Linked DNA regions of Mus musculus: region 2 is linked to region 1. A link is a loop called in an ENCODE intact Hi-C map of the cell type or tissue named here. Cell type or tissue: heart. All regions are shown on one strand. Links, peaks and the distances in the headings refer to the core of each region. The heading gives the core; the rest is flanking DNA. Region 1 has its middle 290 kb from the start of Gm41479. Region 2 has its middle 220 kb from the start of Gm41479.

Region 1 (16,449 bases), core at 2,693-10,692:
GCCAGGATGAAGGTAACACAGAAACCAACCTTAATAATACCTTGTTTGATTGAAGCTTCCACAGAAAACAGCATTATTAATACCTTGCTTATCAACTATCAATTTGCAGCACTTTGACATATAAAATTCTTTAACTTATATAGTCTGTGATTTTGTTCTTATCTGTGCCAGAAGCAATAAGGTGTTTCCTGAAGGCCCATTTTATTTTATTTATTTATTTATTTATTTATTTATTTATTTTTTATAAGAATCAAAAATCTTCATGAGCTTGTTGAACATGACACTTCCCTGTCAGTACCCTTACTCCTAACTATCATCATTATGGGGTACATAACACACTATATAGTAGCTTTTGTAAAGGAATAGACACTCATACTATGTTTCTTATGTACTTGAACAAAAAAGTAAATGCTCTAAGCCCTATAGCCATCCTAACATGCAGAATTTCATCCAAGTCACTAAAGTTAAAAGGAAGACTCCAGAAGTGACAAGTCCTTCAGGGCAGTATTTATTTGTTCATTGTTATGTCCATGTCACAGATCAATGTAAAACAAGTGTTAAAATTAAGTATATAATACATGCAACTTGATCAATACCTGAGAAGCTTAAAAACAGTCTTTAATATTTGAGAGCAAAATAAAAGCTTTCTCTATGTCTTGATTAATAAGAAACATATTTAACTACTTTCAGTTTTAAACAGTGCTCTGTGTTCTGTTCTGAACACCAAGCATGCCTTGAGGTTCATGGTAAATATCAGCAAGGTGAAATTACTGCCTATTAGAAATCTCTCACTTACATTTTGGAAGAAAAAGATAAGGCTATTAAAATGAGTTGTTCATAGTTACCTGACTGGTTAATGTCAGTCCTTGGAGAGGAGTAAACTAGAATGTGCAGACACCTTATCATTCTGTGAAGAATAGGAAAAAAAAGTGTATATCACTCCCATCCAAAATAGAAATGTGCCTCTTGTTTCTTCTTGTTTACTTAACTGGGAAATTATATTTCCTTATCTTTCACTTACCAAGTATCCTTGCTTCCTTCCTTGACTTCGCATGGACAAGGCTGGGTGGTATTCAGGTGGGAATAACATTTCACATTTGCACATAATGTGTGTTCACTCTTTGCTAGCTTTTAGCTGTCACTGTTGGTGCTATGAAGGGTATAAGAAAGGTATATCACTAATAACTCTTTTCTGACTTTTACTTACACATTAATGTTTTAAGTTTATTCAAATCCACTTGCTGTTTCTTTATCACACATTAGAAATGACATAGGGTCATGATGAAGCTCTTTCCTATCACCATAAACATAAGGTAGAATCAATTGAATGGTTACAAGCAGAGGGAAACAAGGTTTGAAGTTTGGCTGAAGTCTCAGCTATAAACATAAGAAAAGTTAAAGGCTTTATATTATGCACAACTTGTGACCTAAAAAAAAAAACCAGGAGAGCTATAAATTCAGCTCAGTACAAACCTGTAAACTTACTTAAAATATTATGAGGGATTTGTGAATTATTACTAATATATATTATTATATTGAAAATGTTCCTAGAATATTTTTGTAAATATTCTTAATATTTATTTATTTTAGTTGAAAAGTATGATGTAATATATTCTGATCATACTTTTTCTCTCCTCCAAATACTTCCCACCTTCCCATCCACCCAAACCCATGCCTCTTTCTTTCTCTCTTTCTTTAAAATCAAACAAAATCAAAATGAACCAAACAAATAAAACAAGAAACAACACATACACACACACAGGCACACACACACACACACACACACACACACACACACACACACACACACACACACTCATAGACATGAACACTAACAATAACACAAAAAAGAAACAAAAATATAAAAGAAAGATCAATAAGATGGGGGGGGAAGCTAAAACCAAGGAAAATGAGACAAAATGTCTACAAAAGTATAATTGAGATTTTGTGTTTTGCCTAAATACTCCTCAGCATGAGATAGGCCTGCACTGGTCTCATACAATGAAACCATTGATGTTTACAACATCTGCTTCTCTTCTTCCTCCTCTTTCTCCCCCTCCAGTTTCACTTTTCTGCTTGACAGTTTATCACCATGTAGTACTGCCTGATATAGAACTTTCTATCTGGACCATGCTAGTCCTGAGCTGAGAGACACCCAATGCCCTTACTACCAAGTGCTGAGAATAAAGATATAAGAACATGCCAATATTGACATCTTCTTTAGTATAGACAAGGAAGAAAGAAAAACATAAAAAGTAATGGCCAATAGGTCTAGTGTATTATATTTAGTTCTGACTATAAAATTATTCATTAAAAAATGAAAAGATGAAATGCTCTTGATTTAACATATCACCATCACTCTACAGGATGTTAGCAATAAATCTCATGCTAACAGAAAATGATAGTAAACAAAACATATAATATTACCATCTATTACATGTTCAATTTTAAAGTAATGGAAGGAATGGGCATGAACTCAAAAAGGGCCACAGTTGATACAGAGGCAGTGGAGGGTGGTGCTTATGTAATTTCTTCAGATGGCTTACCCAGCCTACTTTTTTATATAACCCAGGACCACTTTCCCAGGGGTAACCACAACCCAAAACATGTTATACACTCCCACAGTAATCACTAATTTAGAAAATGCTCTACAGTTTGGCTCACAGTGGGATCTATGGAGGCATTTCCAAATCATGGTTTCCTCCTCTCACATGACTAGAGCTGGTGCCATGTTGAAATAGATTTAGCAAGCACACCTGGAAAAAAATCTGTTTCAAAACAATGTCTCACATGTGTTAGGCTATGTGAGGAGATGGTTGAGACTTGAGTTTATACCTAAATGCACATAAATTTCTCTGTATACCATGATGTGCTTTTCTGATCCCAGTTATAAAGAGAAAGAGGTAGATACAGGCATCCACTACAGCTTACTTTGTAACCAGCCTAAACTAAACTAATAGGCAGATGTAGGCCAAAAATAGCCAGTGCCAGTGCCACTGCCACAGACAGACAGACACACACACACACACACACACACACACACACACACACATGAAGAAGAAAGAGGAAGAGAAGGAGGAGGAGAAAGAGTTAAAGTAGGAAGAAGAAAGAAAGACAGACAGACAGACAGACAGACAGACAGACAGAAAGAAAGAAAGAAAGAAAGAAAGAAAGAAAGAAAGAAAAAGACAGAAAGAAAGGAGGAAGGAAAGAAAGAAAGAAAGAAAGAAAGAAAGAAAGAAAGAAAGAAAGGAGGAAAGAAAGGAGGAAAGAAAGATAAAAAGGAAGGAAGGAAGGAAGAAAGAAAAAGAAAGAAAGAAAGAAAGAAAGAAAGAAAGAAAGAAAGAAAGAAAGAAAGAAAGGAGGAAAGAAAGGAGGAAAGAAAGGAGGAAAGAAAGAAGGAAGGAAGGAAGGAAGGAAGGAAGAAGGAAAGAAAGAAAGAAAGAAAGAAAGAAAGAAAGAAAGAAAGAAAGAAAGAAAGAAAAAGAAAGAAAGGAAGAAAGGAAAAAAGGAAGGAAGAGAAAGAGAAAGAAACTTGAGGTGAATGCCCCCTGGAATATAATGCCATAAATTGTTCTCAATCCCTGTAAGCCCCCACACACAGATGTGTACATGAACCCTCCACCCATGTGAATAAACATATTACACACACTTTCAAGTTACACACACACATAGACACAAACACACACACAAACACACACATTTTATGCTATAACAAGTTCCGATGTTTTGTGGTTGTGTATATCCATTACAATACGTAAATAGCAACAGGGCTTCCCACACAAATGTAGGTATAAGGACAAAAACACTGAAAATAAAGTAAAATGACTACTCAAATCTTCCAAAATAAAACATATAGCACAAATCTGTCTGAAAGCATGAATCATGCATGACCCATAATTTCTTGAATATATATCATTGTAAAATAAAGGAATTTTGGCATCTAAACCAGTAAAACACTTGCCATTGTGTTTACTACAATTGTAGAGTTATAACGTGTATGCGCTGGTTCACACTGGTTCACAATAAGTAAGATAGGAAATGTGAGTATGGATTTATCAATCTCTAAATAATGTTTCTATGTTCACAGAAATTATCCTGAATTGTGAAACAGCTCTGAGTTGTAGAACAGCTCAAGAAAAGCGAATGTTATTTTAAATAATACACAAAAGCTCACATTTTGAAATTAGAGTGTTAGCAAATATTTATTATGATGTTATAGGGCAAAAAATTCAGAGGAAATATTTTGTTTGTTTGTTTGTTTTTAACCTGTAATTGAAAAGCATCGAAAAATAAAAGTTTATGTGAAAATTATTTGTGTTGACATTTTGATATGCGATAAAATAATCTACATTCATTTTACATTATAGAAGATAGTGATGTATAGAATCATAGAGCAAAAATAAATTGAAAAAAACATGGAGCACAATTCATTGTCACTTTCAGTGCTTATGCATGTATTATTTTCACGACTCTGTGGGATTTTGTTTAAATTAATTGCAGAAAAGCATTGCGTTTGAAATCTTTATACCATGCGCTTGGATGCTATGAGGGAAGAAAAATAACAGGGGACTGATGAGGTGCTTGTGTCTGCAAACGCTCTGAAGAAACACCATAGATCCTGTATGTTAACCAACAGAAATATATTTTGTTTCACAATAAAGTCCAACCTCTTTGACCCAGTCAGCTTAACTCTTCCGTTTGCTTTGCCGATGAGCGTTTTCTAGCTGAGATTTGCTGTCCCTATGTGTATACACATCTCTTAATTATCAAAGATAAGGACAAATAATACATACTCAGGGACCATTGAGTTGCCTTACTCAAAATCGATGTTTTTGCCAGAATGATTCCAACTTCAGGATACTAAAAAACCATTATCAATATATTAACTACAAGTGACTAAAAACTGCCACAAGTAAGTATTACAAGTGTTAAATGTCACAGACAATTTGACCAGGCAAGAGCTTCACACAATATTTTATGTATATTAATCTGTATATAAGTCCTGTGAATAATTCTCCTACTCCCAATCAATTTTTGATAAGTGAAATAAAACAGAGTACTGGAGTAGGGTAGACTTGTGACTTTTGTACACATTTTACTATGAGACTAAACTTAGCCAGCACCATGAATTTGCATAAATAAATAGCATATGAGCAAAGAAAAATATGTTGACAGAATTATGCAAGTCAAACATTACTCATATTATTAGGAACTTTGTCAGTGCTATTTCTCTTTCCTGCATTTGTGTCTTTTACCATAATCATTCTATTAATACAAAATATAATTCAGTTTTCTATCGTATACTGCAGTCTGTAGGTGGGTTGCTTCTATCTTTCTCCTTGGTAGCATGCATAGCACTTGCAGGACTATAAACAGTACTTCATAAAGATAAAGAAAGATACTAAGTTTGGGCCAGCAGCACTCATTCTTGTTCAGTGAGTTTTGTAGCTGTTATCTTTGGCAACATGAATATAACCTCAGTTCATGAAGCACAACCAATTGCCTAGGGATTATCCTGGGCTCTATAGAATGCCTATGGCCCCTTTGGCCAATACCTGGATGAATGTAACCCATTTCCAGAATGGATGATTCATTTCTTTGGGGGAAATATCTAGTTAGGCTTGTCTCCCAAGTATTTGGTAGATTTTTCATATATAATTATTTACACATATAGGTATGTGTGTGTGTATATATATGCATATGTGTATATATACTTTTAACATATTAGGTTTACAACGACTCAAATGCCCCTTAGTTTTAGCTGTCCCTCTCCCTTTCTTTGTTCTCCACATTATTGATGCTCAAATTCTAGCATCAAATCCATCCATAATTATGTATTCTACTTCTCTTTGGTAAGGAGAAGCACCCTTACCTTAAGTTATTTACTGCATAAATAACTTCTATCATTATAAAAATTGTACCTTGCTAATTAAAGACTTATATCTACATATAGACAAATAAATATCAAATTTTGTTTTAGGTTTGGATTTCCTCACTCAGGATCTTTTTTCCTAGTTCCATCTAATTTTTTTTTCTGTGTGCTTCATGATAATTTTAAACAGAGAAGTAGTATACTATGTAAACACACCATTTTTTGTCCATTCTTCCATTGATGGGCTTGTACACTGTTAACAGTTTCCAATAATAGGCAGAAATTGCAGAAGCAATGACTATGGTTGAGGAAGTGTCTCTGTATTAGAATATACAGTTATCTGATTATAAACCCAAGAGTGTTACAACGAGATATCAACATAGGTCATTTCCCAGGTTCCTGAGGAACGTCCACACTGATGTCCATATCAGCTGTTCGGGTTTGGACTTCATTAGCACAGGATGGGTGTTCCCTTTTCCCACTTCCTCCCCAGAATGAGCTGTCATGTGTTTTATTGTTCTTGGGTATTCTAACCATTATTAAATATCTCAACTAGCTATGATTTTCATTCCCCTAATGAAGAAAGGTGTTGAACATTTCTTTAATTATTTGACAGTCACTTGGGTTTCCTCTTTAGCTATTCCCTGTTTCTATCTACAACCCCTTTTTAAGGTGTTGTTTTCTTGATGTTAAGTTTTCTTGCATTTTTACTCTTTAGCTATTATCCCTCTACCAGATTTGAAGGTAGTAAAAATCTCTTACCATTCAGTAGCCTGCTGCTTTGTTCAAATGATGGTGGCTTTATTGTACAGAAGCTTTTCAGTTTCATGAGTGTCTATATCTTAATCATTGTTCTCAGTGACTGTAGAGTCAGTATTCTGTTTACAAAATCTTTCTCTGCCTTTAAGTTCATGACTACTTCTCACTTTCTTTTTTATCATATCCAATGTGGCTGGCCTAATATTGAGGGGTATTTGTGTGTGTGTGTGTGTGTGTGTGTGTGTGTGTGTGTGTGTGTGTGTTTCAGACAGAGTTGTACTTTGTACAGAGCTATATTATGAATGCATTTATGTTCTTCTACTTATAGTTAAGTTTGATCACACCCATGACTGAGGCAATTGAACAAAGAGATTATTTGGTAGAAAAAAAAAAAGTTTATTTGGACTTATGGGCCAAGATGTAGAAAAGTACTTCATCATTCTGAGTCATAGCACTAACAGGTAAGGATGCATGTGGCATGACCAGGAAGCTGTCAGTTTACATGTTCATTCACAAACATGAGGCAGAGAGAAGAAACCACATGTGTGGTGAAGCTTTAAACCAAGTTGGCCTCAAGTAAACAGTCCCTCCAGAAAGCCGACCTTACTTAGAGTCTCCAGCTCTGCCATCAAGACTTCAGATGCTCTTGACTCCTCAACTCCCACATCCCTGTGTAGAAAGGCATTGCCTCTGACTAAAAGTAACTGTTCATTATTTTTCTGTTGTTTTTCAGTGAAACATATCTTATGTTGAGATCCTCAGTCAATTTGGAGTTGAGGTATTGTTGCTCTTGTTGTTGTTATTGTTGTTGCTGTTGTTGAGAAAGATGAGAGGAAAGGAGCTAGTTTCATTCTTTTTTCATGTTGAAATTCAGTTTAACAATGAACATTTGTTAGATGTTTTCTGTTTTCTCCAATGTTTGTTTTTGGCATGTTTGCCAAAAATTAGGTAACTTCAGTTAGGTGGGATCAAATCTGGATCCTCAACTCCACTCAATAGAGTGATATTTCTCTCTTTGTGCAATAGCATCAAGTGTTATTTCTATGTGTTTGTAATATAATTTCAAATTGAACACTGGGACACCTCTTTTTATACAAATGTTGCTTAGGTTAACCTCTGATTTTGAATGAAACTAAAATTTGAAGTCTCAGTTTGCAGGTGTGTTCTGGATGTTGGCCAAAGACAAGCTGTTTCTTGGAAATACATGGGAACAAAGGGCAGGTGCAATGCTTCCATGCTAGGACATAAGGAAGAGCTCTCGACTCAATAAGCAAGTAAGGAGAGCTGTGTATGGCATAAGAGCTGCACACCTAGCAGGTCAACACTGGCCTTACTCTTGAAGGCTCAAGGGGAAGAAAAAGGTGTAGGCTCTTACACTGAGCCAAGTGTTTCTGTACCTATGAATAAGTTATATCTCTCAGGCCAATTTTAGATATTTGGTAGTCTCTCAGCAACCTACCCCACTGCCCGAGGGCAGGGTGGATCTGACCAGGACACTGAGCTTATAAATATGCATTTTATAAAATTCAAAATTAATTCCTGAGTATGTATAATATCTCAAAGCTATATAAAATTCATTGGACATTAGTCTAGAGACATAGAAATTCATATATTAATACATAGGGAATAAAAAGAAATGGTGGGCTTCCTCAGCTAAATAACACTATGTATTTCCATGGTCTCCTTTGACACTTGGCATCCATCACACCATGGTTAATTATTTATACAATCCTTCAGGTGTGCCAGTTCTATCAAAATTTTAATGAGAAGGGCAATTCATATATGGAAGTAAAAATAATACAGTAGCATTTGCTTATTAAAATTACCATAAAATCTTGGAAATGTTTTATAATAATTATGCCAGAGGGAAATTTGACTTCCATATAAATTGCTGCTTTCTGCATCATGACGTGACTATAAACATGTTTGAAAAGATAAGACGAAGACTGCATAACAGAGATTGAACTGTGTGTTGAAAGTGGGTTCATCTGATCATCCTATAGAGAAAGGATAAAAGAATATTAACATTTATCATATTAAGTTTAAACCTTTTACTTGTCACTTTTAAATGGCCATCAGAATGGAAAGTATCTTACCTTACAAAATCTAAAATTTATAATTTCTCTCATCTTTGACTAGAAAGATAAAAAAAAATAGAGTAAAGCATCAGTTAATCTTAAAATTTTACATTAAATCTGAAGTGGCTGAAGCTGGAGTTAGCATTATGATTACATTTTGTATTATATATAATGAATAGAATATTTCAAAAGTAATAATAATGTCTCACTTTATTTCTATATTTCCTTTATGTTTTGTTATATAATATAATTACATCACAGTCCTTTCCCCCTTTCAATTTTTCAACAGACTTCTCCTTGCTGGATTTCAAGTGAATTTTTTTTTCCATTAATAGTTGCTACGATACTCTCCCACACCTTAAGTTTCAGAGAACATTGTAGAAAAGGGTTCTAAAAGATTTTAAGAGCCAGAGACTCTGGGAGTTTACTGTACTATTGTGTCTCTAGGCAGTGTCAGAGCCATCCACCTGGCTGCCTAAACATAAGCTTAACTGGAACATTATATTTTTGAAGGAAAAATTGAAAAGGAGAAAGAAATAATTCAAATTTTAAAATAAAATTAATTTATGACACTAAATTACTGGATGTAATCCATACGTGTATATGCGCTTGTGTGTGTATGTGAGTGTGTGTGTCTGTTAATGCCTGATAATTTCATTTCCAAGGTTTCAACTCAATGAAGGTGGATCAAAGTCATGGAGGTATGATCAGCTAAGAGCACATATCTTGATCTGTATGATTAGAGTCTGTTGGGAGCCGCCCTCACATTTGCCATTATAAGATGGCGCTGACAGCTGTGTTCTAAGTGGTAAACATAATCTGCACACGTGCAGGGGCAGTTTTCCCGCCATGTGTTCTGCCTTTCTCGTGATGACAACTGAGCCGATGGGCTGCAGCCAATCAGGGAGTAATACGTCCTAGGCGGAGGATAATTCTCCTTAAAAGGGACGGGGTTTTGCCATTCTCTCTCTTGCTTTCTTGTTCTTGTTCTTTTTCTCTCTCTTGCTCTCTTGCTCTTGCTTTCTTGTTCTTGTTCTTTTTCTCTCTTCTCTTGCTTTCTTGTTCTTGTTCTTTTTCTTGCTCTTGCTTTCTTGCTCTTGCTCTCTTGCTCCTGAAGATGTAAGCAATAAAGCTTTTGCCGCAGAAGATTCCGGTTTGTTGCGTTCTTCCTGGCCGGTCGCGAGAACGCATGTAAGAAGAGTCAAAGAAAGGCACATTGGGAATGCTCTCATCATTTGATAAGTCAAAGCCTGCCTGCCAGTCTCACCTAGCAGCCAAACCCTGAGACACATTTTTTTTTCCATCAAGATCACATTCCTCTCCCTTTCCAAGTGGATCAACCAACTGAGAACCACATATTTAAACATATGTGTCTATAAGAGCCATTCTCATTGAAACCACCACAGTGTACAAAATATTATAGAAAACTAGCTCCAGAAAATAGATTATTTATTATTAGCAATAATAATAGTAGTTGTAGTAGTAGTAGTAGTAGTAGTAGTCTCCTACAATACATCCTACCCTCACTTTTACCTCCCTCCACTCCTCCAAGATCCATTCCATCTCCTCTCTACCCCAGATCCACTCCCACTCTGTTTCCCTTAAAAAAGAGAAATCTCGCAAGAGCTGGCAGCCAAACAGGACAAAACATGATACAGATAAGGCAAAAGTCCTCAGTGATAAACCTAATTCCAGTGTAAGGAGTCCCACAAAAATATCAAGTAAAGGACCATAATATGTATGCACACACACTCAGGCTATGTGCTTGACACTTTATTCTCTGTGAGTTCTTGTGAGCCATGCTTTACTTATTGGATGGACCAGGATCTCCTCATATGCCCCATTCCTTGTAACGTCTACATCCTTTGCTTTTCTCTTCAGCTGGGTTCCCAGGTTTTTCAGGGGCAGGACCCAGATAAAGACATCCAATAAGCATGGGCTTAATCTGTGTACTGTGGTGTGCACCTCAAGTTAAAGCCAACATTCGTTGGCCACTTCCACAAGTTCTGTACCATTTTTCCACAAAACCTTGCAGGCAGGGCAGATTGTAGTCATGGGACAACCAGATCCTGGGGGCCAGTACTTAGCATTTTAATACATAGTAGTACTATACAGACACCCTATATGTTATGACCAAATATTTTTAAGTAAATACATTTTTTTATCTTTTAATTATTCTGTAATCCTCTTGTTCTCTATTGCCAGTTCAGACATAGAAGTAAGATTTAAAATATAGTATGATTACCACACTATTTTATCAGTCAGTGGAAACATTTCTTAATTTATATGATTGACACTGCTCATATTATTTAAATAATTGTGGGAATTATGATGACTGATAATTTAATAAAAACAAGATCATTTGGTTTAATAATGGGAGTGCGTTTGAAAAAATATAAATCAATGACTTAATTAATGATTTCATTAATTTCACGACTTGGTGGAAGAATCAGTCATATTCCCTTGCAAATACACAGCTGGAAGAGCAAGGAATTGCCTCTAGCTGGGATAAAATAAAGTACTTTCTCACTGTTTCTCACCTCAAGGGAATTAAAAGGTAAATTTCTAGGCTGAGCATAGCAACTTTGTTGAACCATCAGAGTCCAGTCCTTCCTTCTATCTGATTCATCATTTTCAGTCTGGGCTATATATGCAAAAGGTTAAATAGTAGATAATGGAGCTGCAAACTTTGATCCTGAAGGTCAAGTGATTGTGAATAGAGGACAGATAAAAGGAAGATGAAGTTTAAAGGAGAATTTTCTAGTTAGTAGCTGACTCAGCCACTCTCCAGGGACTTCCTGGAAATCACCTTCAAAGGTATTTTTTCCCTACTTTTCTTCAGTCAAGTATGGAATAAAGATGAGTTACACATGAAATAATGTTGCTATGTATGTACACTGACACTTTATACAAAGTCAAGAGTTTGGTACCTAGGAGGGGGAAAAAGTATGAATAATGGCTTAGGTTACTAGGATTGCACATGAAAACACAAATTGACAGATTGAAAAATCTTTGTAAAGAATTACCCCCTTTTTAACAGGTTTTTGAAAAACCTGCATGAAGAATGCATTCATGAAAGCATTCTGCTAGAAATATACAAATATATACAAGAAATATATATTCCATTCTAACCCAACTTTAGTGCATTTTCATTTTTTGGTAAAATTACCATTGTGTGGCATATAAAAATGGGACATTTAACAATACCTGTCAATGCACCTGTAAGTAGATGTGACCCTAAAAATCATGACATTATAATGAGATCATGGAATAAGCTCAAAATCTCACTTTTGTGTGCTTTGGTGACAGGCCTTAATTTTATGCTATTTTTTTCAATTATAGAAGACTTTAACAATTTACATAATAATATGTTCTATAATATGTTATATTCACAGAGAGCTCACAGAACCTAGAAAGTGCTTCAGGTTATCATCCTCCTATATTCTATATCAGCTTGTGATGGTAGAATAGTCTATCATATTTTGTTTATTCCATGCTTGTTCTTTGCTTATATTTGTCAACTACCTGCTTGCTATGTGTTGCAAATTTTAGAGTTAAATAATACTATGCATAGCCCCTATACATTATTAATACCAATTTTATTGAAACTCTATATCCAGGGTTATTTTTTTTAAACAAGGTTCTTAAATGAATATCCTGTGTAAAGACTTTAATCATTATTTTAATCATTGTTACAATACATTTAAAAATGGAAAAATTATTTATTATCTGGGGTGTATTTTTACATTGATTTTCATCCAGATAAATATATCCTTTTTTATGAAAAATTAAAACAAGTTGGAAAGGCTATAGGGTGAGCATATCTTTCCCATGGTTAATCATACTTTATTCATCTACTTGTTAATTTCCTGTCAGATAATCAATATTGTACAAATAATGATGAGCAAGGGGGAAGTGCTTTCCTCTTTAAAGCTTAGGTCTTAGCCAAATGAAGAAAACAGAATGAATAATCAAATATGAGACAAAAATCCTCCATTATTGAAGACAGATGTAATAAAATAATCCAAGTTACCCTGGAGTTCTTTAGGTGGAGCTAGGATGAAGGCCTCATTATAGCTTAGCATCTAATTTAAAAGATGCTGCATTTAAGAGCCAGGAGTAGGCGTGTTAAAAAACAGAAAATATGGAACACATGAATTTAGGAAGCTATCTATGGTTTCTGTTTGCATAACCAGAGTTAAACCTGTTTGTTAAAATATGAGTAAGGACAAAATTAAGATACAAGGTGAAGGCATAATGATTCTTTGAATGTGAAACCATTCTATATGAAAGTTAATATCCATAATGACTGTTAGCATATGCCCCATGCATCTACCCTGTGCCCTGCGTTGAGGAATTGTGCATTTGTTGCATGAGAACACAGGGCTCTCTTTCGTGAGTCCTATGTTTTATAGACACAGGAGGCAGAATTAAAATGCTTTTTAAGTGGCTGCATTAGGCCACAGGTTTCAATGAAAGTACAAATGACCAGTGTCATGTTCCCCTCTACCCCCTGACTCCCCTCCATCCTGCCCACTTTCCCTCCCAGTTCTCTCTCTCCCTCCTCACTTGTGATTGCTTTCTTCTCTCTCCCAAATGGGACTGAGGTTTCCTCACTTGGTGTCCTCAGTTGTGAATTCTCAGTTTAGGTCTACACCCCATTTTTGAATTGGATTGTTTGTTTTTTTGGTGATTAACTTCTTGAGTTCATTATATATTTTGGATATTAGCCCTCTATCATGCTTTGCTACCTGACTAACACATTGATAGAGCCAATGGCTGTACAGTAGGTAGAAGGTCTTGAAATAGCTGCTTGAGTAAGCATTTTGCACCCTTGCCTAACAGTGGTAGTTTGTAGAGAGTGTGTCTTCCCAAAATTATAGAAATACAATGCCAATTTTGAAAGGCTATACTACAAAGCAATTATGATAAAAACTGCATGGTACTGGTACAATGACAGACAGGTAAATCAATGGAATAGAATTGAGGACCCAGAAATTAACCTACACACCTATGGTAACTTGATCTTTGACAAGGGAGCTAAAACCATCCAGTGGGAAAAAAGACAGCATTTTCAACAAATTGTGCTGGCACAAGTGGCAGTTTTCATGTAGAAGAATACAAATTGAACCATTCTTATCTCTTTGTATAAAGTTCAAGTCTAAGTGGATCGAGGAACTCCACATAAAACCAGAGGAGAAACATATAGAGGAGAAATTGGGGAAAAGCCTCAAAAATATGGGCACAGGGGAAATTTTTCTGAACAGAAGAGCAATGGCTTGTGCTGTAAGATCAAGAATTGACAAATGGGACCTCATAAAATTGCAATGCTTCTGTTAGGCAAAAAGGCCACCAACAGATTGGGAAAGGGTCTTTACCAATCCTAAATCAGATAGGGGACTAATATCTAATATATATATATATATATTATATATATATATATATAATATATATATAAAGAACTTTATATAATATATATATAAAGAACTCAAGAAGTTGGACTCCAGAAGACCAAATAACTCTATTAAAAATGGGGTACTACTCAGCAATTAAAAACAATGAATTTATGAAATCCTTAGGCAATGGATGGATCTGAAGGATATCATCCTGAGTGAGGTAACACAATCACAATAGAACTCACTTGACATTCACTCACTGATAAGTGTATATTAGCCCAGAAACTTAGAATACCCAAGATACAAGTTGCACAACACAAATGAAACTCCAGAAGAAGGAAGAACAAAATGAGGATACTTCTTTCCTTCTTAGAATGGGGAACAAAATACCCATTGGAGGAGATATAGTTCAGAGCAGAGCCTGAGGAAACGACCATTCAGAGACTGCCCCACTTGGGGTTCCACCCCATAAACAACCACCAAACCCAGTTACTAGGCAGATGCCGACAAGAGCCTGCTGACAGGAGCCTAATATAGCTGTCTCCTGCTAGGTTTTGCTAGTGCCCAGCAAATACAGAAGTGGATGCTTACAGCCATCCATTGGATGGAGCACAAGATCCCCAATGAAGGTGCCAGAGAAATACCCAGGGAGCTGAAGGGGACTGAAGCCCTATAGGAGGGACATCAATATGAACTAACCAGTAACCCCAGATCTTCTTGGAACTATACCACCAATCAAAGAAAACATGTAGTGTAATTTGTGGCTCTAGCTATATATGTGGCAGAGGATGGCCTAATTGGTCATCAGTCGGAGGAGAGTCCTATGGTCCTGTGAAGGATCTATGCCCAATTATAGAGGAATACCAGAACCAGGAATGGGAGTGGATGAGTTGGGGAGCAGGGGTAAGGGGATAGGAGATTTTTGGAAGGGAAACTAGGAAAGGGGATAACATTTAAATGTAAATAAAGAAAATATCTAATAAAAAAGATTTCATTTTTCTCATAAATTCAGTAGCAAGGAAAATCTAAAATATATTGTATATGTAATGACTGGTGTTTCCTCACAGACTCATGCTTCCAGAAATAAGACTCAGATTTGATCTTTTACAATTATTTTAGCCATATAGCTAGGCCCTTCTCTGAGTATATTATCACATAAATTAACCCATTTATTCTAATCTATATTTGCTGTTCACCAGTGCTCAGCGATCATACATTCATCTTGCTACATTTTCCCTTGAGAATTTCCCCAGCTTGCCCTCTCCCAGAATTTTGCATCCTGGATGCCCACCTTATATTCTATCCTTTCCCATTTGCTAGGTTTTTAATTGGCAAGTGATGCAGCCACACAATACACACGATATTATTTCAACAAAAATATAAATGTATTTTGTTCTTGACTATGAAACCATTATATTTGTATGTTTCATTGAGATGTGGCAATGATACAGTGATAAGTGACAAGAGAAACTGAGGAAGGAAAAAAAATCGATTGATGCTGATGCAATAAATGATGATATAATGTTCCAAAACCTAAATTTCATAAAATAGTTATCTCTGGGCTGGTTTTAGAAGAGTGGAGAAAGTCTATGTATCTTCCATGACCACTTCTGGCAATAAGTTTACATGCTTGCCTTCAGCATTTATCAAAAATTACAAAGATTGATGGCTTCCTTTATATCAGGAAGCAGTGCAGATAAAAGTTGAATGATTTATAACACTAAGGTACTAATGTAAGGTACTTGCATAATCCTAGGAAACAAAAATTTAGGTTCTACAACCATGTGCTGTATACTAAGAGAAAACTATTTGATGGGCACTAATGAGAGCTCAGATAAAAGCATTACTTTGATCAAGATAAAAAATGCAAAGCTTCATTATATGTGACATGAAAAATGAGCACTGTAGAAAAGGCTAGAATCATACAGAAAGCATGGGTAAAACAGCTATTCCTAAAGAATTCCACAGTATTTACAAGTAAGAGATGTATTGATTGGCTGCAGACAGTGTTAAACAGTACACTATCCTTTCTCAGGATTCAGACCAACTATCCCTGATGTCATATTCTCTGGGACACAGTCTTCTTCCTGCTACACCCAAGTGTTGGAAAGCCCAACATTGCAACTGCAAATTTAAATAATCCTTATTTCCTGGGTCTTTGGCAGAAAGAATAGAACAAACTAAATCATGTGATATGGACCTTCGTATCTTGAGAAGTAAGAAATTAATAGAATATTTTGTTGGTTTGTTTCTAGGGAAAAGTGAAGAGTCTACTTCTCCTTTCTGAACCCCACCCTTATAGTGTTATACATGACAACCATCTTCTACTCTCTCATATCAA
Region 2 (16,449 bases), core at 5,199-13,198, 74 kb before region 1:
TTCATTCCAAGAACCCTAATATATATAATGAATGTGCAAAAACTTAATAGAGAAGTGAATGTAAACTGACATTTTAGGTTTCTGCGTTCAGTTTCCTAAGGCATTAGTCTAGGGACAGTAATAATGCAAGCCACAGTAGATATTTCCCTCTGACTCTTGTGTGATTGCTACCATTTTCCACATAAATCAATCTCTCTTTTCTCTCCATCATGAGGCTTACCTGTTACTTCATTCTGGTGTAAAATGTTGAAGGTGTCAAGTAAAATGTCATGCCAAATATCAATGTTTGTGACGACTTCTTTATTCAACACGTCAAAAGAATCCACAGCAGAACATTGGGTTTTGTATCTGAGTCAGGGAACCAAGTAGTGGTGGATCAGACAATGGAAGGGAGTGACATTTATTTCATAGACTAGCATTTCAGTGTAAGACTTTAATAGCCATAGAAACAGGAATATATACTTGGTGAGGTGATTCTAGAGATCGACAAGAGCACTTAAAACAAACTGCTGTAACATTACAGATTCTTTATCATCAAATGATCAAGTGCATCTATTTTCATTATCACAATGGGTTCATGCATTTTGTAAGTGTTCAAAATATAAATATAAGGTTTTAATTTAAGGAAATTCTCTTTCTAAGAAACTTGAATCACGTTTTTCTATTGCTTCCGGGACTATCTTTCTAATTAAACTAGCATCGTCTTTCCTCCGGGACCTATTGTATTGTGTCTTGCTTATTTGACTGTTTTGACTATTAGCTTACTATTACCAAGTATGGAAGATACATGAGTTAGATATATTTCACGAGTCACATGCCTGCCTGAAATGATACCACACCTGTATCAAGGTCTGACACTCATGGACGCTTTGTGAGGCCCCTCTCAAGCCTTCCCTTTCACTCACATTTCTGAAGCTTCACCAGTTTCTTTGCAATATATTCTTGAAAGAGTATTAACCATTTTCATGATATGTGCAAGGTTTTCCTTCCATATATAATGAATGATATGGTGAGCCTTAATTGACTACTGCAAGTGTTTATAATTTTAGTTAGAAATATAATATTGGAATATTCTACAAAAAACTATGAGGAAAATGGCATATAGTTGGGAGTATACTTAGTGAAATAGTGAATAGATTGAAAAATATAGCAACATAAAGTAGGCATAAATAATGTAAATAAAGTCTGGCCACTTCTATGGGGAGAGAAATATGAATATGAATTAGCTTTAACTCGAAAGAAGTGAGGGCAAGGAAGGTCACTCAGTGGCAGATCACTTTCTCAGCCTTGAACATGCAGTGGGTTTTCACACAACCATCATAATTAACGAACCACACATAGAAAGAGAATGAGTTAAATGAAACTGCAAAAATAACATACAATGTAGAAGTCAAGACTGACTTGACTTTCCCTATAAAAGTTAATCATCCACACTGTCTACCCTTTTTACGTGTTTCTTACTACTCTCCTTATTTTACATATTTTGTTTTCTCATTCTCTTTTCTTCAGAATTGTCCATTGGATTGGCTTCATTCTTTCTCACTTTTTTTCAAGTCCAATTTTTTCTTTTTTTCTTTCTATTTTTTTATTTATTAGGTGTTTTCTACTTTTACATTTCCAATGCTACCCCATGAGTCCCCCAAGCCCTACCTCCCCACTCCCCTCCCCACCCACTCCCACTTCTTCTTGGCCCTGGCGTTCCCCTGTACTGAGGCATATAAAGTTTGCGAGACCAATGGGCCTCTCTTTCCACTGATGGCCGACTAGGCCATCTTTTGATACATATGCAGCTAGAGACAAGAGCTCAGGGGGTGGGGGGGGGGGGTTACTGGTTAGTTCATATTGTTGTTCCACCTATAGGGTTGCAAATCCCTTTAGCTCCTTGGGTACTTTCTTTAGCTCCTTCATTAGGGGATGTAAACCACTTCCTAGAAAAAGCTTCCTCACTTTTAAAGAGAAAATTAGGATGAAATAATGGTTTCAATTCTGTCTGCTGTGATGCTGTCCTGAGTATGCATCGATGCTCCAGAGTATGGGATAAAGAGTGTTATGCTAAAGTAACTTGGCTTTATTTTAGGAGTCCAGCTCACAACAAAATGTTTTTTTTTCCTTTATTTGCTATTGTTATACGATTTATTTGCTTAAGTTTTCCTCTCTGTTAGAGCTTTATGCATTTTATTTCAAAGTGATAAACATCTTTTAGTGTCAAGTACCAACTTTTTATAATGTTTCCTCATTATAATGGGAGATGAGGAAGTACACACACACACACACACACAAAAAAAAAAGACATATTTGGAAAATTATCAAGTAGTGAATCTTTTAACATTTTTGATTGGCAGGAGATATATCTTTCATAATCATATACTTACACATATGAAAAATAAAACTGATGTTTAAAAGCTCATAATAAAATGTATAAAATATATAATCAATATTCTATACAGATTATACTGTATAATAATGTTTCAGATTTAGTCTATTAAATATGGAAAATTTAAAAGGAAAAAAGAATTGCAGACCTGGAGGGATAGCTCACATGCTAAGAGCACTTCCTGATGCTGCGGAATTTGGTTTTTCGCACCTCCATTAGAAAAGGCACAACAGCCTGTAACTCCACTTCCATGACACCTGATGCTGTCTCCTGGACTAGGGAGGCACTGGACTCTTATACAGATTCCTCACTTGAACACATATATAAGTAAAAAGAAAATAATCTTAAGATAAATAAGATAATATCTTTTGGAGCCAATAAAAATAATAGTAAAGAAAGAATTATAAATAAAAAAATGTAGACAATTCTTTAACTGGACCTTCTAAATTTTACTTGTTACTTAAGATTACTGTGATTATTTTATATTCCTTTTTAACTTCCAAGAACTTTTACCTTAAAATCAGAACATTGGTAATTTAAATTTTGATGATTGCTTATAGACCAGCAATAACTCAAACGCTTAGAGGAAGAAAAATGAAAAAAAAAAAAGGGTGAGAAATTGCACATTACTTTTACTGCATTTGAATTCTAAGAAGAACCCATAAAATCGATTCAAAAACTTCACCAAACTAGAACCATTTAAATTAACCGAGCTCTTTTCACTCCAAAAGAAGAATGAAAGAGCAAGTACTCTCATATCGATTGAATCCTTCCCATATAGGGTTTTATCAAAGCGGGTTCCCTTCCCTCCGTGAAAATAACCTCATTCTAAGGATAAAAGTTTCAGAAGAAATCCCAGTCTTGATTATGTGCAAAACTACAAAGCACTTATGGGCCTATTCAACCATCAGATCTGCAGAATTTTCAGGAAGTCCATTGCTGAAATGTGTCTTTATTTCCCCATGTGCTTATTGCCAATGTTATTTTAGCTGTAAGAGTATCTTAAAGACATAAAAGCAGTTGGCTAGCTGCTCTAAAGATGATGGCAGTAGCCTGCAGCTTACATAAACACTATAGGGTCCACGGACATAGCTGCAATAAAGCTGAACATTGAAAACATGGCTTATATAAAACTTAATACACTCAGCCCGGAAGATACTTTTAAACATTTGCTAAAATTACTTTACAAGCAGGCATGTTCACTATAAAATCATCGTAATGGGGGAATAAAGCAGAGGTGCAGAATAAAAAGCAAGAATTTCTCCCAAACAGTTCCACTTAAGCATCTCAATAACCAAAAGGGTTATCTTGATCTAATTTACAGAAGTTCTTTACTTGAAAATGTCATTTATAGCTTTATAACATTGGTAATTATCCTATTTGACGTTTTCCCCAAAGCTCTCATGTTTTTTACTATGCTCAACCAAGCTGACCTATTTGTCTTCCAGATGTGAATTCTTGCTTTTATGTTATCACTTAAGTAATACTAGTCCATAGGCTGCATTTAAAAACATTTAGTTTTATTTTTAAAAAGGAAAATAGAATACTTAATGTTGAGGGAACATTAATGTTCAGAAGGGATAGCACACATTTAGAATAAACATTGTCACTTCTAATTATGAGAAATGCACTTTTATACCAAATTGGATTAAGATATAATATCAAATCCAATCTTGGTGGCTAAGGAAAGAGTTCTGTCAGAAAAGTGAGCAATAAGTGACCTGAGTTTTGCTCTCTTGAACCCACATTTAAAAACAGAATGACAGCTCAAGTTTGTAGCCCCAGCCCTTCTTATGTTTGTGGCACAGACCAGAGAGATCCCTGGAGCTCACTAGGCCAACATATCCAGCATGATTTGTGCACTTCAGATTCTGTAAGAGAACCTGTTTTAAATAAATTAATAAACAAACAAGCAAACAAACAAACATGAAAAAAGTGGAGAGCAATCAAAGAAGACACCAGAATAGATTTATAGATTTCTTTCTTCTATTTTCCACATTCATTCACACACACACACACACACACACACACACACACACACGTATTTGTGTGTGTGTGTGTACATGCACATGTATGGGTGAATACACACATTCACCTACATACACATGCCAGACTTGCTTAGAACTAAAATATAATGAGCAATTACGTTAGGTTGCTGATATTTTTATGAAAGGAGTAGTTTCTTTAAAAAAGAACTATGCAACAACTTCTCAATCTTTTTTTAAAGATCAGTTGAGCTATTTAGATATTTTTTAACCACAAAACATATTCAGTAAAACAACTTAGATACATTTCACTACATATGTGATGGTTTCAGCAAGTCATCCACCTTGCACAATTCTCTTGTTTTCAGTTTCAGAAAAAAGTCTCCCTATAACATGTTATCTATAAAGACTAATTTTTTTTCTTGAACCTGATATTTGAGGAAACAATTAAATCATTACCTTGACCAGTCAACTGAATTATGGACATCTGTATGCTTTTAAATATTAAATAAAAACTTGGAGATTTCATACAATGTATTTTGTTCTTATTTATGTTCTCCCACAACACCACCTAGATCCCCTCTCTTCCCTGAGCATCCGACTATTCATCTTCTTTGATTAGTTTGTTATAAATCCATTTTTCAGAGTTGTGCTCCTATACTTTTGACTGTGTGACATTCTTTTTCAGTGTGATCAATCCACCAGAGTTCATACACTTAAAAATACAATCAGACTCTCTGTTTCCTAAGAGCTATTAATTGACAATAGTTTCTTAGCTGGAAGTGAGTATTTATCTTGAATTAATTTTTCTGAGGTGAAATTTTGTCTAACATGACATGAGCATTCTTTTACATGTTGTCTTTACTGCTATGGATTCATATATACGGATGCCCGGCTATACTCAGAAAATAGTTTCCTTGGTGTCATATTCAACTGTGTTTAACTCTTAAATCATTCTGCCTTCTTTCTCTAATGATCTCTGGTCCTTTGAAGGTGGATAGGTAATATAGATATCCATTTATGGCTGAGCACTCCTATAGTCTCTTGTTTCTCTGCATCTTGCTGACTCTGGGTCTCTGTGTTACCTGCCATTTACCAGAAAGAGAAGTTTCTGTGGTAAAGGTTGAGAGGCATCAATTTAGGGATTTCAAGCTAAGTCATTAGAACTTAGTTTACTATTCTGCACACTAAAAATAGATTTTGATACAAGACCTACATACAGGTGCATGTTTTATTAGTCATGCTCAACATAGGTTTCAACTTAGAATGAGTCTTATATCCAATCAGAAAAACGCTAGTCACTCCTATGATATATATTACACTGTTGTATTAGTGCACATGTCTTGCCAATCTTTATTGTAATAAACAAATATCATAGCTGGGTGTGATTGATGATTATTTATCGTCTCCAATAGCATGCACAGCAGCTCCCATCAAAATACTATCTAGACTATAGGGCAACTTCTGCTATATAACAGAGCATTGGCAATAGTTTGCAGCATTTAGGGATTATAGTCCCTTACTGGAACACAGCTCCAGAAAAGCTAACCAATTTTTAGTATTGAGTTTTTATTTGTTGTGTTTCATCACACTAAATAACTTATATTAGCTTTCAGATAGTCGTTAAAACTATATTTAGACATCTCATTCTACCAAACTATATAGCTAAGATCACAAAGGCCCTCTGGCAAGGTACCATCTGAAAATGAGAATCACAATTCATATGATTAAGATGGAGAAAGGACAAATGAAATGTCTGACCTTTTGAAAGATCTACAGAAAGAAATGTTACCCAGGACTGGTCTGCAAGTCTATCGACCCACAAATCCATACTCACATACCCAAAAAAACCACACAGAGTCACCTACCATATACCCGAAGATCCATAGAAGTACAGACCCATAGACCCACAACCCCACAAAAATGAGGCCAACAAACTTATAGGCCCAGAGATGTCACAAAGCTTCTAAAATATTAACAATTTTGTAATAAAATTGTAAATACTGTTAAACTAGCTGAATTTTAAACAAATTCTATATGTATCCTGACAGCTCAGAATTCAAAGTAGTCTCTGAATTAAAGGGAGGTCTTCCAATGCTCTACAAGCCATCGTTACAGCCATCTGACTACTTCCAAGCAGGATTAGGTGCAGAACAAGAGGCCTGTGAGATATGTTACTCTGTCATGACAACATGTAGTGGCATCAAGCTTTCACAGAAGCACCATAGAAATCTCTGTCCACTGGACCATGGATAAAGTCTAGGATACAGATTCCAAATTTGGCAGTGCTCAGAAACAAGGTATGGCCATCTGTTTCTGAAGAGTCATGATACTTTACCACAAATAGGACTTTAGGACACAAACCAGCTATAGATGGAGAAAGCATGTACTGGCCTTGCACAACACTTTGAGCTTTACCATAAGGAAGAGAGTTGATGAAACTATGTTCTTGAGGTTTAAGCACACGACTTGTTTTAGACCTAAAGCTAGATCATGAGAATCCAGCAAAAGGTAACCAGTTCATAGGCCTTACATCAGGAAATGTTTCCCATAGAGATAAATAACAAGAACTCAGAAATATATGTATATGTATATATACATATATATACCTGAAGTATGTAAAAAAAACTGAAGCACTACAAAAAATGAGCTCACAAAATTCTATATGCCAGGAGAAATGTCACATGTAATAACAATTCAGCTTTCAAGAAAAGAAGAAATTAGGTTTTTTCTTAGCCAATAAAAATAGGTGGGGAACATAAGTTCACTTTACCTTTAATAGCGCATTCCTGTTTGGAAGGGTTTATATGAGTCTTTGTAGTCACAAAGAGAATAAAGTCTAAAATTAATGCCTTTACAGGTTATGTTGGTTACCAGTCAGGTTGCTGGGCTGCAGCATAGGGGAAGACTCTCTTCTTCTGCGATGTTAGCTTCAGAGTTGTTAGAGGTTAGAAGTCTGCCAAACAATGATATATTCCAAAAGTTTTTCCTATCAGTCATGAAGATGATAGGTCTTAAGAGAAAAGGATAGAATATGCCTATTCTAAGAGGCCTAGCAAGCCATAATAAGTGTTGACTGCTTGTTTGCTTCTCCACCATCATGACCTTCTCTTAGGTCAGGGTCAATCAAACCTGTATACTTCTCAGTTCAGATATTCAGGCAAGTTAACAATTGCATGGCAATGTTCTTTAGATTCTCTGACACTTGACAGAGAAAAACAACTCTAGAAAAATTCTCTTCCTGTTTACCACATTTATTTTTATTTTATTTTTTATATAGTAATTTAAAATTGGAATTTAGACCATAGTTGTTTGACATTTACTCAATGTCCTGTGGTATTTTTGTTAGTCTATGAGTGGCATTTAATTTTTTTTTAACATTTATGTATTTGGGGGATAAAGAGAAACATATGTGCCACAATTATTTTGCAGAGGTGAAAGGATATTTGACAAGGTTTAGGTCCCTCTTTCCATAAGGTGGGTTTCAGGAATCAAATTCCTGTTTCAGACAAGAGCGTGGCTTTCTACTAGGAAGCATTCCTCCTTGGTTAGCTCTGTGATTAAACTCTTTGACTGAGACTAACATTTCCTAATCTGACCTTACTAAAACCATAAGAGAATAAATCTCATTGCTGTATGAAGGGAGCAGTAAAACAATCCAATTATAAAATGCGGTGGGAACAAAGAAAGAGCTATTGAGGAACCGACTGCCATGTCTGTCTCTTGAAATGGTGCAGAAAGAAACAAAATGTGGGAAAAGCAACCAGATTTTATGGGCAATCAGGATGGGGCTCCTTAAGATGATACCGGTTAATTAGGCTTGACCTAGCTGTCCCTGCCTGAGGTACTTGACCTGTGAGGATGGATCAAAGAAATGTTCCAGTAAGCAGAACCCCATCCTTATAAGAGTCCTGAGAAATTCTGACCTTATGTTTCTGTTTACCCAATAACAATCCTGTCCCAACTTTGGACCTAGCAACAAACACTTATTTGTTGTTTGTTTGTTTTTGTTTTGTTTTAAATGACATTAATTCTTCTAGTCCAATACAGTATTCTGAACAACTATACAGTAATAGCAACATAGAAAAAAATGCTCTTTAACATGCAAGTGGTCTCAGAGACTTCCACAAAGAGGAAACATTTTTAAAGTTTCGGTGTTCAGTCGAGGCTTAAACACAAACACAAGCTATTTTGATACCAACTATTTTGAAAGCTGAGTTGAGTATTCAGCTTTCTCTGAGACAGTTCTAAGGGTTGAAGTGTAAAAAGAAAGGCTCATAAACATTACACTTAATGCAGTACAGGTCACCAAGTGGTCACACGTCAAAGTAGTCTAAATTACAGGAAATTCTTCATTAATGCTTCAATCTTCCCTTTAGAGACAATAGACATGTTCTTTATAAACCACAAATGGACCACACAATGTCTCATCCGGTACATAGGAAAACTTTTTATTGGAAGTGAAACAGGAAATGTCCAGCTGTTCCTTGAATGAGATAAGAACTTTCAATGCTTTTGTTATGACTCATCTGGCAGGATCATCTGCTTTCCCTACAATTAAAAAAAAATAGGTAGGCAAGAAGTCTTCAAGAGATAGTTTTCACAGTTGTAGTACCAGATGGCTTTGGAGAATTGCTAGCTATCACAGAGGACAGGTAGAAAAAAAATATCAGATAGTATTCTCTCATGTAACAGCTTTCCTGTAGACCTTAGGGATCAGGGTTCTTAAGGTATAAGCAATAGCTACAAGCTCTTTCATATGTCTAAGAAATCAGGATGAGTTAGCCTTGGTAGCCATTGGTATTGTGGCCTCTAGGCAAGCAGTACATTGGGATTCATTGTCCCTTGACAACAGCCAGCGATACAGTTACCAGCTCAAATGTCTACGACCCTTGGCCTGAAGCCTGTTACACCTTAGAAGTCTCCAATATATGGCAATGTTCAATTTCTCTTCTCTTCTCTGATTCCTTATAGATTCCCCCCTTCCTTAGCTTTAGACACCCATATGTTATATCTTGGACTGCTTAAATGAACCAGCTTCCTTTTCTACTATCAAGCAAACAGTTATTTTGCTGTTTTCTCATAATGGCCCTCTACCAACTTAGGGACATTGGTGATTTTCTACTTTTTTTTTCAGTATTTTATCAGCTTAGCAGACATTATGAAAAATCAGTAAGAAAAAGCCAGATAAGAGAAGCTTTTTACTGGACCTAGATCTGTAAAGCCATATAAAGAGCTTGACATTTTCACTAACCTACTCTCTATGTAAAATATTTTATTTATCCAGCCAGAAGTGTTTTGCACAATCACAGCAAACCTAACCTAGTGTGCAAACAAAAGTTTGTGTCTGCGCAGTTTACAGCATTGCTCCCTCCACTTCAGACAAAATGATTGTTCTAATAGGTCTCATGTTGTCCAGATAAAAATGGCTGGAGGATATTGGTTCACTGGCAATTGTGTTAGCAAAAATTTCATAACAAACTATATGAAACGAGGCTGGCTGCGGTTGCCTCTTCAGGAGCCAGACCATGCAGCTGTGATCTTTCTGAACGTCTTTGACGTATTAGTGGAATCTCCAAAATGGCTGGCATAAGGATAAGCTTGCTTGCTGTTTGATTGATGGTCCCTTTGCTTAAGGGAAGCAGCATAGTCAACAATAGTACATCAGTTGCTAATTGGAAAGTTGAACTGTCTTTCTGTAAACAATATTAGCTTATTTTACAAGAAAATGAATATCTGCAGGTGCTTGCCATAATAAAAAAATTACAAAAGCACTGATTATTAACAATAATAACATCTTAGGTTATTTGATTACACATTCACATTTAACACCTACCTAGTGCCCCAGGAAAAGAGGACTCTCCCTCTTCTGCGACAAAGCAAGAAGCCTAATGACAGCTCTTTAACTTACATGCCCTTTAATGTTTTCTTTTCTTCAAGAACCTTAAGATGTTGTGGACCTTTGACTCTTGCATTGACAGCTGTCAGTTTCTGCTCTTACAGCGTTTGTACTTCAATAGCTCCTCTCTTAGTGATCACTGGAGGGTGACCCTTTCCATGGCAACAACCTACTTTGCTCACTCTCTGGACACTGTAAGGAGACTTCATTCCATCTCGAAAGATGCTGGCATTCAGAGGATTTCACAACCACAACTTCTGCTTTAGTATATCTTCCTTTAATCACAACTGCTTCTGCTTGCACTGTCACTGGAAAAAAAAATCACTTTAGGCATGGGTTATCTTGGTGATCTCTGTGTGTCTCCTACAGTTTTTCCAGATGGCTCTTTCACTGGTTTTCTTAGAACCTTCCAGCAACAGAATTCAATTAATTCAAGAGGAAAAGAATCTACCTCAGCAATGTTGTAGGATTACTGGATAAATTGATAAACAGAAAAGACACCATACTTAAAGCACAGCTTGAAATTGGTCCTTGTACAAGTACTGGGATTACAGCAATAAGAAAATATATGGTGATATATAGAATAAATGTTACTATTTTTGTTTTTGAGTAGTTTACTATATAAAATTCTTTAAAAATTTAAATATATTTTGATCATTTGATCCTCCACCCAAGCCCTTCTGAATCTTCTCCCCTTTCCTATCCACTCAAATTGAAATTATTTCATAAGAAACAAAGACAAACAAAAAACTTAATGCAAGAATAACACCCTCCAAAACAACAAAACAAGAAAAAGCAATATTCCTCCTTAAAACAAAATCCTCTCCTCTTCAAACAACACCAACTCCCCCACACCCAAAATTTAACCAAATAAAATCACACACCAAAAAATATGTGGAGTCTGTTATATGTTGGTCAACTACTCCTAAGCATGAGGCCTCTCCTGGTTGATGTGGCCCTCCCCTAATGGGCATTGCAGTTCAGTTGTTAACCTTTACTGTAGTGGATGGGTTTTCATTCATTCATTAATTTACTCACTCATTCACCTTTAAAAATAAAATATAAAAAGATTAAACAAAAACTATCACAAGAAGTATACATGTGTAAAGCCCATTTGCAGCTCTGTGGGATGGCGGATTTTAGCATTTGCTAATTTGACTGTTTTGCTTTATTTTGTTGTGAGCTTGATTTTAATATGTTACCCCAACTGCTCTCCGACCTCTCAATTCTCATGCTGGCATCTGAGATTAGAGGCGTCTGAAGCCACACCTATTTAATATTGCTTATTTATATACCAAATATTTTCATCTTTTTGGGTTAATATGGATGGTTGCTCTTAAGTATAGTAGTTCTGATTTGGATCTAAAACCTTTTTTCAATGTTCTGTGCATCTGTAGATGTCATCTTTATTCTAATATTGCAGACTGAGATGAATGTACACAAAGCCAAAAAGAACTCAGCACATCCTAGAATTTATGCAAATGTCACCATGAATCCCAATGTTTTGCACAAAGGATATGAACCAATAATAATAAAGGCAATACTAAAGATCATAGTGACATTGCTCTGTTTATTCAATGTATTACTATCAATATGTAGACTAATTATTGTTCCAGTGGCTGGTGAACATTGTAATTGAAAGAAAATTTATAAAGGACACAATCAAACATTCTACTTTCTTAAAACAGCATTAGAATCTATTATTATTTAAATAGAATCATATAAGTACTATCTAAACCTGAGAACTTTAAAGTAATGGCAATCATGCCATATCAAAGTTTTCTAGGAAGTATTGCTTATATGTGTTTTCCTTTGATAATTTGTTGCTCCTTCCCTATATTCCATGTATCCTTTTAAAATCATGGTTATTATTGTGGTTCATCGATTTTATAAGATAGAGCTTCTCTGGATCAAATCACAAAACTAAAAATGGTGTGTCTGTGTCAGACTGACATGTTAAATTGCATTTTTTATATCTATTTCTGTGTTATTAACACTTTAAATGTGCTTTTAGAAGCAACGCTGCACTATAATTTCAGGTCATTAATTTACTTCATATGAATTTAGCTTAAATTCTCAAATAATTGAGACAAATTAGCCAAAGATTAATATATTTATCAAAAATATATGCTTGTATCTTCTCTAACTCTAACCATCTTCCTGTCATAGTTTGGACATTGAATGACTAACTAACCTTAATCAATACACAATTCTCCCCTGTTCTCTTTCTTTCTCCCCATTCCTCCCTCCTTCATCACTCCCTAGATGTTTCCTTTCACAGCATTTGTCCTCTTAGGTTTCTTCTTCCCCAGCTTCCCCCTACTCTTGTGGCCAAGGCTATTGGGACCTATTGAAAGAGCTCAAAGTGTACTTCCATACACATCAGCTGTGCTCACACCCTGTGTGCCCCAGGATAGCTATAAACATGGCTGGAAACAAAACTATTTCACAAAGAAATAAATGGAAAAGATTTATGATCATTTCACTCCAAACAAGATGCACAGACCTAATTGAAAACAGGCTGTCATAATATGTTCAGACGTCTTCTCAATACACAATCCATTCGGGAAATCAAGATGAAGCTTCGAGAGAAAATAATCTTTGTATTTCTGGCTATTTTTCCAAATGTGTGTGTGTGTGTGTGTGTGTGTGTATTACAAAAGTTTTCAATTTTCCCTCTGAGTTTTTTCTTTTGTTTTATTGGTTAATTTATTTATTTACATTTAAAATATTATCCCACCCTTTCCTCTCCCCAGCCTCTATGAGAGTGTCCACCTACTGCCCTAGCCTTCTCCTATGATGGGTCATCAAGCCACCACAGGACCAAGGCACGCTCCTACCATTGAGGCCTTGTAAGACAATCCTTTGCTACATATCCAGCATTGGCATTGAGGTCTATACCCATTCATCTTAAACACAGAGACATATATACACAGTAATACAATACAATACTAAAATAAATGAAGAAAATCAAAGCAAAAAGAAAAGTAGTCACCTTTTCATGATCTCTATTTAAAAATGACTGTAAAAAAAAAATCAATGTTTTGTTCTTTATTTCTGTTTTCTTTAGCACTTTTCCAGGTATCCTACCTCTTCTATTAATTTCATAGATAGAATGTTTCTAAATTCAAGAGACACAATAAGAGATGACCAGAAATCCAAATATAATGTGTTAAATTTTTTTATTTCTGGCACTCATTAGGACTACTGTATTGGTAACTTTACACAGTAAGAAAAACACCTGACATAACTAACTAAGAAAGGAAGGGTTTATTTTGGGTCATGGTTCAAGTTGAGGGTGCAATCCATCAAAGAGAGAAGTGTTTGACTTCTGGATTGTGAGGCAGCTGCCTACATTGAAACTGGTACCTGACAGCACAGAATAATGGAACCTAGGGCTCAATTAGCCATCTTATTTTCTTCCTTTTACTTTGTCTGGTAGTTAAGGTAAACTTTCCCACTATGAGTAAGCTGTCTCATATGAGGCTATGCCAGTGCCTGGCAAATACAGAAGTGGATGCTCACAGTCATCTATAAGATGAAACACAGGGCCCCCAATGGAGAAGCTAGAGAAATCACCCAAGGAGTTGAAGGGGTCTGCAGTCCTATAGGTGAAACAACAATATGAATTAACCAGTACCCCCCAGAGCTCATATCTCTAGCTGCATATGTAGCAGAAGATGGCCTAGTCGGCCATCACTGGGAAGAGAGGCCCCTTGGTATTGCAAATGTTATATGCCCCAGTACAGGGGAATGCCAGGGCCAAGAAGGGGGAGTGGGTGGGGAGGGGAGCAGGGTGGGGGTAGGGTATAGGAAACTTTCGGGATAGCATTTGAAATGTATATAAAGAAAATATCTAATAAAAAAAGTAAATATAGAGAAGATTCCTCACAGAAATGTCCAAAGGATAAGCTGACCTAGCTAGCTCCTCAACAGTATTACCAGAGGCTTTGGTCATTGTTAATTCTAGATATGTCAAATTGACTCTTAATATTAGTTACCATAGTTCTCTCTCATCAATGAAAAATCTATCACACACAATTTACTTAGTGATTAGATTACTTTACTCATTTAGCTCTTTCTTCCTTAAAGGTAACAAGATTCCAAAGAAACCTTCTCCTACATGAACTTTCTAACCTTGATTTTTTTTTCCAAGTCTCCTAGATAGGCTTTGTGTGTGATGTGTGTGTGTGTGTGTGTGTGTGTGTGTGTGTGTGATGTATTCTCCTAGTAGATCCATGTATTTTACAATCAATCGCCTCCTCTCCCCAAATCACTATACCAACAATGTAAATTACACACAAACACAGGTACATTTTCCACAGAAAAAGTTATTGATTGATGATGAACTCATTAAAATGACTAAAAGAGATTTTTATATGAACATCACTTGACAAGTTGTTCCTTCAAGAAGTTGTAAGTAATTGATACTTATAAGCATCTAGGATCAGTCTTATGAGAAGAAAAAAGTGAAATATATATTTTGCTAAACTACAAATGTGTTTTCCTAAGGCATAATTATTTAGTTGTTTTCCTAAATCAATAAAACAAAACACAACATCATCAAAATAACTAATATTTAATTTAAAATAAAGTGTACCTTTCTGTAAAATTAAAAAAATATATATCTGGAATGTGCCAACATTTATAGAGGGTATTTCTCTAACCACAGTTATAATTATATACTATATTTATATACTATATAAAAAGGAGAATCTTTAGGGGTTATTTTTCTTTTATAAGGTAACACAATTATTGAAGTCTTTATATAACACCATGTGTATGAGTCAAATCATTGTTAAGCATTTTACAACGTATTCTCCACAATGTACTGACCAAGAAATACAATCTCAAAGGAAGGTAAATATATTTGAAAGGTTTGGAGTAGTGAAGGGAATTGAGTTCACTGAAGAACTTAGTGTGTTTTAGTTATAAATGTCAAAGGTCAGACTCTCAAGTGCATTCCTCCATTTCCTGGAAGTGTTCTAAATTTGAGTCAGCTTTGAAAGAAGAGAGATAGTAACTTGACATCTTATATTTGTTGCATTAATATAGTTGGTTTTTAAGGCAATAATATCTTTTTATATAGTTTCATTTAATTCATTGACAGATGCTTGTTAATGGAAAACTAGCTCATATGTGCACTAGTGATTAAGGTTATACTATGTGTATCAGTTATAAGAAAAAGCTAAAATGCAGTATACATCTTGGTGTGTAAGACATTCTGAACCAAACATATCTTGCAATTTCCCTTCCTGCTATTTGTCAAGGAAAATAGTGTTTCTATGCTCTCAGATCTTAGAGAACACTGAAAACCCATGTCAATAGTTTAAGGCCATTAAAACACACACACACACACACACACACACACACACACACACACACACACACACACACATTATACATTACTTCCAGGAAATAAAAATAGTATTCCTTATGAATTTTCAAAAATAAATGCAACCGCTAGGAAAAAAAAATGTGACCAAACCAGGTAAATAAAATAATATTTATTAATTTGGTAATTATTTCCTAAAGATTCTTTAATATGTTACTTATCAATATACTTACCAAGTACTTTGTTACCAAAATACACATTTGCATATATGAATAATGAGATACAGCTTGTCCACCTGTTAATATTAATAAAACTTTAATATCTAAGTAGCATATTCTGGTAAATAAAAGAATTTTTTTCAACATAACATTAACATAGATTAATTGACACTAGCATGAGTTTCTAATTAACACTAGAATGAATAATTCATAATAATAAAAATACAAACACAATGCAATGATATAGAGTATATTTTGTGATATCGCCCTGATAGTATTGGAATTGGTTTTATGACTGAAATGGTATATAATGGAGACATTAACATGGTGAATATAATATTTAGTAACTAATTCACATCAATTACCATGTTGTAATACCAATTATTATTACAATAATACTGTACAGTAAGGTGATTTAAAAATAATAATAAATAAACTAAGCTCTTATATTTCAGAATTTTTGTCATTAAGTTCTTATTGCAGAGATGCATGCCCATATACATATACAACCACACAGATAGTTGTAGATAATTTATAGGCAAATAGGGAAGGACTCTGGTGTGTAGGTACTATCGTTCAAACTTTGGGATGCCACCTCAGTTACAAGTCATTGCATCATCTCACAGAGCTGTTGGGCC

Evidence for each region. Peaks named below come from ENCODE experiments on the same cell type or tissue, not always from the same donor. Only the 100,000 strongest peaks of a DNase experiment are listed, where the experiment ranks them.
Region 2: it touches region 1 in a loop (3-fold over the local background); 2 of 42 quality-filtered maps call a loop at or near these places.

The regions. Positions count from the first base shown.
Region 1 is chr16:80,581,173-80,597,621 of GRCm38, forward strand. No RefSeq gene overlaps it. Among named protein-coding and RNA genes, the nearest start is that of Gm41479, 290 kb to the left of the region's middle. In heart, for the core only: no CTCF peak of the experiment used is centred there; a DNase peak (open chromatin) is centred at 6,299.
Region 2 is chr16:80,504,173-80,520,621 of GRCm38, forward strand. No RefSeq gene overlaps it. Among named protein-coding and RNA genes, the nearest start is that of Gm41479, 220 kb to the left of the region's middle. In heart, for the core only: no CTCF peak of the experiment used is centred there; no DNase peak of the experiment used is centred there.